2 separate regions of the Homo sapiens genome follow, and region 1 is linked to region 2. A link is a contact called in ENCODE Hi-C data. All regions are on one chromosome and are shown on one strand. Each heading gives the region's core, a stretch centred on a gene start or an enhancer-like site at or near the end of the contact. The rest is flanking DNA. Distances are from core to core; before and after follow the strand shown. Region 1 overlaps SEZ6L (seizure related 6 homolog like). Region 2 overlaps MYO18B (myosin XVIIIB).

Evidence for each region. A loop is a pair of places that touch in the nucleus more often than their neighbours do. Pooled maps may share reads with other maps.
Region 1: a loop to region 2 is called in a pooled map, with 3 times the contacts of the local background. The contact joins two enhancer-like sites. A Hi-C loop is called at or near these places in 2 of 50 pooled maps.

Annotation. Positions count from the first base shown.
Region 1 is chr22:26,292,220-26,298,829 of GRCh38, reverse strand. It overlaps SEZ6L (seizure related 6 homolog like), which reads right to left. Exons shown (of 17, transcript NM_021115.5): 2 at 5,684-6,424; 3 at 4,405-4,538; 4 at 1,750-1,942. Among named protein-coding and RNA genes, the nearest start is that of SEZ6L-AS1, 49 kb to the right of the region's middle. Within about 2 kb of position 4,134, at least 3 of the 41 ENCODE cell types and tissues checked have a DNase peak (open chromatin) inside an H3K27ac peak, as active enhancers do.
Region 2 is chr22:25,744,711-25,751,423 of GRCh38, reverse strand. The region is part of intron 1 of MYO18B (myosin XVIIIB); the gene reads right to left. Among named protein-coding and RNA genes, the nearest start is that of MYO18B, 5.9 kb to the right of the region's middle. RefSeq lists enhancers at 1,265-1,314, 3,668-3,962. Within about 2 kb of position 1,769, at least 4 of the 41 ENCODE cell types and tissues checked have a DNase peak (open chromatin) inside an H3K27ac peak, as active enhancers do.

The DNA.
Region 1 (6,610 bases), core at 2,885-5,384, 550 kb before region 2:
GATCATATCAGGCTGAAACTGCCAGGTTAGCACTTTCTTGGGACTTAAAAATCGCCACCCTGCCTAAACAGAGACAGCAGGTTTGGGATGAAAAATGAGTTTCCATACCTCCTTTGAGCCTATCTCTATCTATGTAGAGACAGATTGGCCTTCTCTCTGGGACTGGGAGGGGCAAGACCACCCAGGAAGTTTAGTCCCACCTGCGTGCACATCTTGAGTGCTTGTTAAAAATGCAGATGCTTGAACCAGGTCTTTGGGAATTGCCCAAGGATATGAAAGCTCGAGAACTACTGGCCTGCGAGACAGGAGCTTGGGCTTTAGAAAGAAAACTAATGTGAGTTTACAAAACGATGTCACCTTGAGACAAGGACTCAGTGCCTCCACCTTACAGGTGGTGGTGGGGATTAAATGAGATAATACAGAGAAAGAGCCTCCTTCGCAGTCAGTAGATGGGGGTAGTAAAAGGGTGCATGGGGACATACTGAATTCCTCAGTTTTCATAAGAGGATGTCAAATTCATCCTAGCTTCTTCACCCTAGACCATGGTCTGACCTCTCCTGCAGCACAGAATATCTTTATTCTCAGTACTGATGAGGAGGAATACATTCAAGTTCATGATTCACATTCTTTTTTGTTGTTGCTTTTAAATTCACAACAACAGCAAAGGGCAGTATCCCACAATGAAAAGTTGTGATGAAGTGGACACTCCCCTTTGCAGTCATCCACCTGTTTCAGAAACAGGTGAGAGAAAAGTTGAAAATGAGTTGTTGTTGTTTTCAAATGTCTGGACAATTTGATATAACACATGATGGCTCTCAATATCTGGTTGCATGGTTCACGAATCCACTTTCCATTCAGATGTTTCAGCAGTTGGTAAGTATCCAAGGGAAAGTTCCTGGGTGAGGCAAAGGAGACCTGAGGTCATGGGAGCTGCATAGGAGGAAATCGGGGTGGAGGAGAGGGGAAGAAAAGGGGGACTAGGAAAGGAGAGAGAGAGAGAAGGGAGGGAAAATAGAGGGTGGAAAGGAAGAGAAAGAGAGGAGGAAATGAAGAAATAAAACAAGCAAGCAAAGAGGGAGGAGAAGAGAAGGAAGGAGAAAGGAAGTAAGAGAAGAGAGGAATGAACAGAGAGCAAAACAGAGAAGACAGGAACAGACAAAAAGGAAAACCAGTAGAGGAAGAAGAAAAGAGAGAAGTACCCTGTTAAGGCTCTTTATCAGGAGTCTGTGGACGCACAGTGGATCTATATATTGAATTCAGGGCCTGTGAACTTGAATGAAGGAAAGCTGCTTGCTTATTTTCATTAACCTCTACCTTAGCTGTGCTATTTTCCTGGCAACAAACTGAAACATTGTAGTAGAACCTGTGACTTTGACACCAAGAGAAACCACAGATATTTTTCATATCATAATGGATATCTCAACCTATTTCTTATGCTCCTTAGTACTTTGAAATGTCAGCAATTATAAGAACTACTAGAAGACATTGTTTAATGAATTAATAAAAAGCACATAGATTAAGGCATCATAGATTATAACAGTATTTTGATAACTGCAGCTCAGTAATACCGTTTTCTTTAAAATTGTATATATTTTATTTTATACTTTTAAAAACATTATTCTGAGAAGGGGTTTGTAGGTTTTACCAAACTGTCAGAGAGGTCCCTGGCACAAAAAGTTTTAAAATCCTTTTCTCCAGAGGGAAACTGAGGCAAACGCCTATGTTTCATCAGCCTTGGCCTGACCCTACCCTGGTAGTGAAGCTGGAAGGTCCCAAGGCCGTCGTCCTGGAAGGTCCGGAAGTAGACGGAGATGGTGTTGGTGGGGCTTCGGATTACCTGCCCCTCCACCAGGAGTGTCTGGTTGGCCAGGACGGTCAGGGTAGGGCCGTCCACCCCGCGGATGGAGAGCAGTTCCCCATCGGACAGGTTCACACTCTTCACCTGGGAACAGGCAGAAGCAGACAGAGAGGAACTCTGAGTTGTGTTTGAGACAGAGCCTTCTAAGGTTGCAAAGAAGTCAGTGAAAAGTGGCCCAGGTACTGCTAGCCCCTGGTCAACGGGACCCCTGGGCCCCATGCCGAGCCCACAGGAGCCCTGGGAATATCAAGGTCCCCCTAATTTCCCCAAAAGCCAAGGGGATAGAGTGAAACCAAACTGCAAGGCAGAGGCATTGCAAGGGACTTGCAATGTGAGGCCCCCATTGCTGTGTCCTGTAAGAGGGGCCTTTGGCACAGGCCCTGGATGCTAGTGGGTGGGATAGATTATCCTGGAGCTGGTGAGTGGAGGCAGCAGTTGGATCAGCTTGTGCTTGAGATCCAATCTCCAGGGAGCCGGGAGAAGCATTCTACCAGAATGTATACTCTGCAAGGTTAGGGATTTCTCCATGCTGTTCAATGTTTCCAGTGCCTAGAATAGTACCTGGCACATATTAAGTGCTCAGAAAATATTTAAAAAAGATTGAATATATTCTTCCATTTTCTGCATAAATTGGTAAGTGAGGGGTGGGGGCCTCATTTCTAGGGCACTCTCTGGCCCATTCTCTTATTCTCCCCAGTGGTGGCTACAACTGCAGGACAATCAACCCCTATCTCAAAGAATCAGACACTTGCTTTGCCATTTACACTCTGTGGGATTTGAGAAGAAAGAAGCGAGATACTTTAGTTGTACGCAGGGAGGCTGAACAAATGGTATGTGCGCGTGTGTGTGTAAGGGAGAATTTAGTCAGGTCTCAATGCCTAATTTGAAGACTTACGCTTTTATGAGTAGGGCTTGGAACTTTAGTTTCTCTGCCTCTCCTCTAAACAGGGCAGGCCTTACCCACAAGCTCTTCTTCCTTCAGGCCCTATATCTTATCCTCTTTTCTCTTTGATGAACTCCTACTCATTCACCAAAGCCCCATTAAAATTGCCCTCCTCTATGAGACCTTCCCTGATTGCCAAGGAGTTTGCCTGTTCCTTTGCTGCGATTCTACAACAACCTCTAAAACACCAATTAGAGTCCCTACTAAATGGCATCCTACGTATTTCTCTTTTAGGGCAGGCATTGCATCAGTTTTTTACATCAACATATTCTCCTGTGTCAACAGCTTTGCCTGGTGCATTCTAATTGCTCAATGAATGAACTCTACTGTGCCTGGTAAAAGGCTCCACACAGTACTGGACACATACTGGGTCCAATACTCTTCATGACATGGAGGAAAGGGTTCTTAAGCACTATAATAATCTGGACTGCAGGTTTTCTCCAGTTTATTTTAATTCCATGAACAATTATTAAGGACCTACAATGTGCCACACACTTGTGCAAAGCTCTGGGGACTGCAAAGACTACAGGTTCTACTGCTGAGGGGCTTACCTTTTGTCTCTCTTATACAAGTAAAACAAAAACAAAAACAAAAAACCTTCCTAAGGTAAGGTCATACACCTGCCCCAGCTCAGAAACTTTTGATGGCTCTTTATTTCCCATGAGAAAAAGGAACACATTCAGGGTGATTAGCATACTGAAGATAATGGATAACATGCACTGCATGGTCGCGATTTCTGCTGGGCTCTGACCAAATGATTTCTCTCTCTCTCCTCCCTCTCTCTCTGCTGGGCTGTGGCCAAATGATCTCTGCATTGTCATATTTACTGCTCCCCCAAACTTTACAAAGCAGTAACATTATTCCTATTTTATTGATCGGGAAACTGAGGCTCAGAGAGGTGAAGTTCCTTGTTCAAAGTCACGCAGTTTTAACTGGAAGAGGTAGGACTTAAAACCCAGATGTTTGAGCATTATGCCACCCTGCTTTTCCTTTCTTACTGTATGGGCAAAAGTTTAAGAATAAAATGTCCTAATAACCAGAAAATGAAGGAAAGCAAGCAAGCAAGCAAGAAAGAAAGAAAGAAAGAAAGAAAGAGAAAGAGAAAGAAGCAAGAAAGCAGGAAGCAAGCAAGCAAGCAAGAAAGAAAGAAAGAAAGAGAAAGAGAAAGAAGCAAGAAAGCAGGAAGCAAGCAAGCAAGCAAGAAAGAAAGAGAAAGAGAAATAAGGAAGCAAGCAAGCAAGAAAGAATCAAATGAATCAGGTGGAGCTTCCGTGTGTGTGTGTGTGTGTGTGTGTGTGTGTGTGTGTTTATGCACGTGCATGCGTGTGTGTATGTGTGTGTGAGATAAGCAGAGTATCAAGGGATTTTCCTTCTGGGAAATACCTCAGAATTTGTCAGCATGTTCCCTCTATCCCCACAAGCTATTTTAGCAAAGCATTGAGTTAAGAACTCCTACTCATTCGCCAAAACCCAGCTAAAGTTGGCCTGGTTGGGCAAAGACAGAACCAAACTAGTTAGCATAACAGTAAGCCTGACTCAGACAATCCTCCTGAGACTTCCTGCTAGACGAGGCAGCCTCTGTGAGGTACTCTCCTGGGGTTACCTGGAGCTCCACCCCATAGCCAGTGTAGACTGTCACGTTGTATGTGCACTCCAGAAAGTTGTTGAGGGGCAGCAGTGGGTAGTCGCTGGAGTCAATGTACCCCTCAGGATTGGAGAAGCTCACACTGCAGAGAGCTGGAAGGAAGGACTTTAATTAGGACACCAAAGACAACTTGGATGTAAGCTCAACCATGGGCTGTGGGGTGGAATGGGGGCTTTAGGGGAACCTGCATTTTGCTGTTCCCATCTGTCCTTCTGCTGTTAATTCCTCAGCTCCAGAATTGACATGATAATAAAAATAGCAATAATTGACACAGAATGATCACTTACTATATCCTGCTAGGCACCATTTTAGCTAGTCAACAGGGGTGACCCCACTTATTCTCATAGGGACTGATAATATTTCATCCCCAGTTTAGAGGGAAGTAAACAAAAGCTCAGAGAGGGGCCGAGCTCAAACAGCAAGCAGGATTTGGACCCAGAGCTCACGTGCTTTGAAGGGTGGCCACATTGCACTTGTCCAAAATCCATGTATGCTTGACAATTGGGGGTCCTTCTCCCATTTTAAAGATGGTAGAGAAGACTGGAACACAGAAGAGCATTTTATCAAGTCTAGAAAATACATGTAATGCTAAAAGCAAATGTGCTTTGAAAAGGCTAGTGGCTTTGAAGCAGGTTAAATGAAGAATTCCGTTCCAAGATGAAAAGGTTTTGAATCTTGCTCATTAGCTGTGTGACCTTTGGCAGGTTGCTTGGGGGTCTCAGGGTTTCAGTTGTCTCATCTTTAAAATGGGGATGTTGGCTGAGTGTCCTGGCTCATGCCTGTAATCCCAGTGCTTTGGGAGGCTGAGGTGGGAGGATTGCTTGAGCCCAGGAGTTCCCCAGCCTGGACAATAAGCAAGACCCCCTTTCTACAAAAAACAAAAAAATTAGCTGGACATCATAGTGCATGCTTGTAGTCCCAGCTACTCAAGAGGCTGAGGCAAGAGGATCACTTGAGCACAGGAGTTTGAGGCTGCAGTGAGCTATGATCGTGCCATGGCACTCCAGCCTGGGCGAAAGATCAAGACCCCTTTGCTAAAACAACCCCCCAAAACAACAAACAAATGAAATGAGGCTATTAATTCTGAGCCACAGGGCGAAGCTCATAGTCAGTGCTCAATGGACGGTAACTGATGGTGGGGCCGGGGCTTCTTGAGATTCCTCTACCCACATGCCCTGAACATAGTGAGTGCCTCATGGCTGTTTCAGGATGGCTTCAGGAGTTGGGGGCTGCATACCTGGTGCCTGCTCGGTGGTGATGACCGTGGTGGTGATAATGGTGGAGGTAGTGGTCTCCTGGCTCTCCTCTGAGGCTGACCCAGTCAGCTCATTCTCACCTTTGTCCATCAGGGCCATGGGGCTGGTGTCCTCCTGGGGGGCCTCCTGGGCCATGTCAGGCCCAGGCTCCCCGGGTTCTGGCCTCTGGGGGAGTGTGTGGGCCACATAGGGCTGCGAAGTGAAGGGGGAGATTTGCAGGGGTGCGGGTGTTGTAGGGACCGCACTCTCCTTTCGGTCCAGCCAAAGGGGCACTTCTGATGCCTCCTCGGAGGCCACGATGGGGTCCGGGTCCCCCGGTGGGCCAGGCTTCTCCGTGGAGGAGGAGAGGAGATCTAGGCCCTGGGACGCTGGCTGGGACCCTGCCCTTTGGACAGTGGCTGCGGAGGTGGCCTTGGGCCTCAGCTGCTTCCTGGCAGAGTTCACCTGCTTGAGCGAAGGCAGTTTCTTCTTGGGGGGCAAGGCGTGCTTGGGGCGGGCCTCCTCTGGAAGCAGCGGTGACAGGGCTGGGATGTCGTGATGTGCAGAGGGTGCGGTCCCATCCAGCACCAGCTCGCCCAGCACTTCCGCCGACTGTGAGGAACTGGGGGGCGCTGTTACCACTCTCTCTTCAGGGTGCTCTTTGCCAGGACTGCCTCTCTCCGGGGCTCCTGAGGGCAGGAGGTAAGGACCCAAAGGGCTAGCATCTCCCTCGGGAAGAGCATCTTGGAAGAGGAGAAAAGACACCAGTTAGTTTGGGGAGATTTAGGACCTTCACCTGCTGTCAGACTCTGAGGGTGGCCCTCCTAAGGGCGGTGCCCAAAGCTCGTCCGGCTGGCCTCTAAACCAACTTCTCCTTTCTCCCTCCCTCCCTTCCTTTCTTTTTTCTCCTCCTTCCCTCTCTCCCTCTT
Region 2 (6,713 bases), core at 520-3,019:
AGTAGGTACATTCAGGGGTAGGGCAGAGTGTGCAGGGGGCACTGGTATTTACTTAGCATCTGTTTGGTGTTAGTCACAGCACAGGGCGTGTGGTAGTTGGGATCAGAAAGGTTAACAAATTGGATCAAGGTCACACAGGAGGAGGTAAAGATAACCTAAGTGCCTAAATCCCTGTATTTTTTCTGTTCCACTCTGAGATTTCTGTCCTTCCTCCCTAGCAGGAGGGGACACGACAAAATCAGGGCTATGGATAATGGTACCACTAGGATTTCTGCATTACTCAATACTGAGGACTTAAGTAGATCACATCATTTACTCTTTCCATCCGAAGAGGTGGATTCTCTGAGTAACTCTTATCTCAGGACACTCAGGCAGAGGGAGGGGATGTGTCTTGCACCCAGCCAGGAGGTGGTGGGGCTGATTCGTGGACCAGATGGTCTGACTTTAGAGGCTGAGCTCACAGCCACTTTAGCACACTGGCCTCCCAGCATGGACTGCCACGTGTGCCTGGCACACAGCAGCTTCTCAATAAAAGCTGTTTCCTTCCCCTTCCTGGCTCTGACTCCGCCATCCTTCACGTGCCTGTGGGGACACCTTCCTCCATGACACCATGCCTGAGGGTGCCAGCCAATGTCACCCTGCAGGATTCTATGACAGCCTCCTGCAGCCTCCACCCAAACACCCGCTGTCACCTGCCCTCCCCTCCACTGGCCACAAGGCTTAGGTCACTATTTGGTTCTTTATTAATTGGATCTTCATTTAGAATTCTGTCTTGCCCATAGTCTGGTTGGTGAGTGTAAGCATGTAATTCCTCAGCTGTTCCACAAGGTTCCTGGAGGCAGGCAGAGGGGTTGGCCAGTGAGAACACCAGCATGGAGCTTAGATGCTCAGCAGGAATGATCTGACTGCCTGACACCTGGTTTCTGTGATGGTCATATCGGAGGCCAGACAGCGAGGGAAAAAAAGGATGCTGGAGAACTGAAGACACCATCTTCAGATTCCCCCTCCATCTCTTCTACTTTGCTCTATGTCTGGCTGCTGACCCTGTGGACTCTTCCAATGGACTCCCTCACTTTCCATCTTCCAGGTGGGTTAAGCTAATGGGAATCATCCACTAGTAGGAGATCAGAGGGCATCTGTGTCTTCACTCACTCTCCCTCCTGGATGACCATGGTTGCCTTCCTCCCTCTCCCAAAGGCGCCTTCAGGCTGTTCTCTCCACTCTCTCCCCTCTCCTGTTGCGGCAGCAGCTCCCTCCTCTGACAGTTCAGGCCCAGAAAAGTAACAGCTTCACTGTTGCTATCCTCAAAGTGCTGCAGCATCCCTTAAAGGAGGCGGCAGCAAATATTTTCTGTAAAGCGCCAGATAGGAAATCTTCTGAGCTTTGAGGCCTGTAGGTTCTCTGTTACAATGACTCAGCTCCACCCTTGCGGCTCACAAGCAGCCATACTTAGTACGTAAATGAATGGGCATGGCTGTTTCAATTTGACTTTATTTTTAAAACCAGGCAGAGAGTTGGATCTGGCCGTGGGCTGTCATTTGCTGACTGTTAACCTTAATGCTACCATTGCATCCTGCCCCTACTTTGGTAAACAGTTTTTTTCCTAAACTCCTCAAATGGCCCCACTGGAGTGAGCCCTCTGCACCCTACTATAGCCCTGACTTTACAGCTGCCTCACCCCAAGAAGGAAAAGAACGTCCCAGGAGAGGATTGAGTAATGGGGAACAAGACGACCGCCCTGACATCCACGTGGCATGCCCTCTCCAAGGGCCACCTTCAGGCCACACTGCTGTGTGCCCCAGGAGCTGACCACTAGGCATTGTGCTCCCTACCCCCAGGCTCTCTTGCTCTCTGGCTTCCCCTCGTTTGGCCAATGGAAGGCTCTGGGAGGACCTGCATATGAGAGGAACTAGTGGTCAAGGTATTTAGTTCCCACTCTACCCACCTCTCTCTGTATCAGGCCCTAATTTTAGAAATGCTGTGTTTCTCCATCTACAACCACAACACCCTTCAAGTGGTCCCTGTCCACCAACTCCAGCTATCTCTGTGTTCCTAAATCACCCCTCCTCTCCCTTGTCCCATACAGCCCCAAGGCTAGTAAGGTATTCCCACCACTGCTTATCTCTGAGGGCTTCAACATGCTTTGTTGGTTCCCCTAACCCTGCACACATTTCTTGGGAGAGTTCTTTCATTAAAAAGGCTCTCCAGGATACCAGTTGAGGGTGCTGTTTTCTAGTGGGCCCTTGACTGATACAGTCAGTAGGGAAGTAGGTTTTAATTCACATATCAATCCTGATAGACGGATAGTGGCTGCCTCGTGGGTTACATGGGAAGGACTGTGAGCTTTTATCTGGGCTGAGTGGAAGAAGGGTGCTCTGATTGTTTATTAATGTCTGCCCTGGGCGTGGAAAGAGGGAATGGGGCATAAGTGCTATCTATTGCCATCCACAGGCTAAATGGACAAAAGAGACTCATGATTCCATACAAAGTCCAGCCTACTTCACCCAAGCCTGGAGTTTGATGGCCAAAGAGCCAGGCAATAATGAAAAGGGACTTTGCCCAGCACACAGATCCTCTCCCTAATCAGGGCAAGGGTGGCTCACAGCCAGCTATAGCCAGGGATTCAGACCGTGCTCACAACAATACACATGAAGGTGAGAAAGGGAGAGGGATGAGTGAGAAGCAAGGGCAGGAAGGTTGATGGAGGGAAAATGAAATGTTGAAGAGGGAGGGAGGAAGGAAGAGAAAAGCAGATGGGGTGGTGAGATGAAGAAGAATGGCGGGCAGGGAGCAGCAGGTGTGAAGGCTGCCAGAAATGCCCCTCAGCATCAGAACCTGGGGCCTTTACACATGGAGAAACCCCAGAGACCCAGCTCACTTCACAAGGAATTTCCAGGATAGACAGTCAATGAGTTCCCTCTTGGTCATGTCCATTGACAGGGAGGTCACTAATACATAGGACATTTGGAGTCTGCTCTAATTGTGTTTCTTCCTTGGAACCAGAGCTCCGAAAGGCCCTCAGAAGCCACAAAACCTACTTCTCCTATATCCTGGCATCCATAGACCAGGGAAGGGAAGTGACTTTCTCGAGGTCCTACAGCGACAATAGCAGAACTAAGGTCCTCATGTCCCAATGAGTAAAGTCTGATGCTTTTTCTTCCTTCTCAGAGAGCTACCTCCCCAGGACAGTCACACAGTGGCCTCAGTTCCACTCTCTGGAACAACAGACAACGAGGTTAACCCCTTTTCCAACTGAAATGATGGAATCCGCCCCCAGTTTTCTCATCTGTCACCTTCAGCCTTTTCTCAGGGGACATGGCTCCTAGTTTCTTCAGAACAATGCTCAGTCTCCTGGGACTTCTCTAACCTGCCTTCTGCCGCAGAAGTGGACATTTCACTCTGCAAAGGGTTGATGAGGGTACACACAGCAGGCTTCCTGCATTTCCATGGGTCCACAGCAGCCCTGGAAGTCTTAGATCTAAGAGTGGGCCTCACTATGCCTGTTGTCAAACCTCTCAGGTCACCAACTCCTCTGTCTGTCAAATGGGGATGCAGTTTTTCTCACCCACTTCACGGAGCGGTTTGAGTACTAGATGCTCCGTAGGCCTGTGAGCCATTTCTGACGTTATTACCATGTCCTTGGCAGCAGCTATGTCCCCGGTTGACTCAGATTCAGTCCCAGGCAGATTAAAATCTTCAAATGCTTTGCATATCAGTGGCTGACCAGCCAGTAGCCTCACCCCACCCTGCCAGCCTCCATTGCTAAATCATGCAGTGGGTGTTTCTATGAGAAATTAGAAAAAAAAAATCTCAGCTCCTCCAGCCCATTGGCTCTCCCCTCTCTGTATCATGGTTGCTCCACTGACCTAGGCTGGCCACACACTCCTGGCCACCCGGTGAGTCATCAGGCCACTCCTACAGGCTGATGAGATGCTGGACCTCACAGATGGGCCTCGTGGCTGAGTGCCAGGATGGCCAATAATGTTTCTTTCACCTGCCAGCACCAACTGATCTGTAGTTGGGGGCTGCCCAGAGTGTTGTATTGAGAAACATTCTGAGCTGTGCCTGGGCTGAACAAGACAGCATGCTGTGATTGACTAGCAATGTCTGGCACGGGTATAGGAATGGCTAGGGATGGAACCTGTGCCAAGTATTTGCCATTTCCAACCTAGTGTTTCCCGGCCACCATGAAGCAAGAAGCTGGTTAGACTTTTGGTAACAGGTTCCCCTGACTGATTTTAGGGATTGAGTGCTCCATCAAAGGGCTAATTTTCTTTTTTTATTTTCTTTCTTTCTTTTTTTGAAGCGGAGTCTCACTCTGTTGCCCAGGCTGGAGTACAGTGGTGCCATCTCGGCTCACTGCAAGGTCCACCTCCTGGGTTCACGCCATTCTCCTGCCTCAGCCTCCCGAGTAGCTGGGACTACAGGTGTCCATCACCACGCCTGGCTAATTTTTTTGCATTTTTAGTAGAGACGGGGTTTCACCGTGTTAGCCAGGATGGTCTCGATCTCCTGACCTCGTGATCCGCCTGCCTTGGCCTCCCAAAGTGCTGGGATTACAGGCATGAGCCACTGCGCCCAGCCTCAAAGGGCTAATTTTCTATCCACTACTGTGTTGCTACCTAGAGCTGTACTAATACAGTAGCCACTAGCCACAGGTGGCTTGTTAAATTTAGATGAATTCTAACTAAATTAAATCAAAAATTTAGCGTCTCAGTTGTATGAGCCACGTGGTTCATGGCTACCATGTTGGACAGCACAGATACAGAGGATTCCTATCATCGCAGAAAGTTGTGTGGGACAGAACTCACCAAGTGGTGATTGTGCCTGCCAATGGACATTTTTGGAAACATCCTAGAGACATTTTGGGTTGTCACAACTGGAGAGGAGGTGCTACCTGCATCTACTGGGTCAAGGACAGGGATGCTGCTACACATTTTTCCAAGCACATGACAGGTCCACAACAAAGAGATATGCAACCCAAATGTCAATAGTGTCTACGCTGACACTGGTCTAGAACCCTGGTCTGGAAGAATCATGACAAATGGGAAGGAGCATCAAGAGAAGAAGAGGGCAATATCATCTTTGCTTTGAATAATAACTAGGTGTAACAGGGAAAGAACTGAAAAAATGAGTCATCCACTGTTGGCAGAAAAACAAGCAGAAAAGCAAGTCACTAAACCTCTCTGATGCTGAGTTTCCTCTTCTATAAAACTGGGACTATATCACTACCTGCCTTGATCATCAGTGGATTAAATGAGGTAATGAATGTGAAAAAGCTTTCTTATCTGTCTCTGTGAAACAATGCCACACAATTTATTATCTCAACGGATGTTGTTTATTACATTATGCTGAACAGTCCAGTCTCTGGCAGGAAGGTATTCAGTCCTGCTTTTATTTCACCCTGGATAACCTGGGGTCACTCCAGGCTCCAAATCTCACTTCCTGGCCTGTAAAATGGGGCTAATAACTCACGCCCAAGCTCACTGGAATATTAAGCGTGAATGAGACATTTAATCCCATCAAGCAACCATCTCTACCTCAACGCAACAGTTAATCCAGCTGCCCTCCATGAAATTGAAACTCAAACCCCAGCTGGTACCCAAGAAACAGCTGAAAATGCATTCCATCTTTTATGGGCAGAGAAAAATTCACTTGAAACCCTGAACCTTGAAATTCTTGCTACCCTACACATGAGCACTGGCCAAGGGGTAAACTCACTTTGCCGATTCTTGAGGATCTTTCCTCTGTTGCCAGAAACTACAATTCTTAAAAGTAAATCAGCATCAGGGAGAAACACAGTAAAAAAGAAGCAGATAGGGAAAATTATGAAACTGGATGAGTCAGGCTGTGGGAGAGGAGAGATTCATATGAAGCTAATGGTGTCTCTGGATCCTTCAGACTGAATGAGATGTGTGTGCGTGTGTGTGTGTGTGTGTGTGTGTGTGTGTCAGAGAGAGAGAAATCTACCTTGATGTCCAAGGCCCTTGTTTGTGTCATAAAGTTCATTTTCTGCCAGGCGCAGTGGTTCCACGCCTGTAATCCCAACACTTTGGGAGGCTGAGGTGGGTGGATCACTTGAGCTCCCAAGTTTGAGACCAGACTGGGCAACATGGTGAAACCCCATCTCTACAAAAAGTATAAAAATTAGCCGGGCGTGGTGGTGCACTCCTGTAGTCCCAGCTACTCAGGAGGTTGAGATGGGAGGATGGCTTAAACCTCGGAGGCAGAGGTTGCAGTGAGCCGAGATTGGGCCACTGCACACCAGCCTGGGTGATAGAGCCAGCCCTTGTTTCAAAATAAAAATAAAATAAGACGCAATTTATTTTTGCTGCCCCCATTCAAATGAGAGCTGAGGTTTATCCTTTCCTTAAGATCTTGGTGCGGGGGGATAATATATATGGTGGATTTGACTATTATTTCTAACATAAGGGGCTCGTGGTTGCTCCCTGAACACCAGCCGTGACAGCAGGGGCTGATCTTGGCCCAATGCTCTTGCTGCAGGGCTGTGTGTCCTTGAACAAGTGGCTTTCCCTCTCTGTGCCTCAGCTGCACCATCTCTCAACAGGAGGGGTTGGATTTGGCAGCACTCTGGAGGGGAGGGGGATCCTCCCTGGTCTCAAACCCACCTCCTCCATTTTTCAGAAAATTTAATTTCATTTTGTTTATTTTTATTTTTATTTTTATTTTTGAGACGGAGTCTCTCTCTGTCC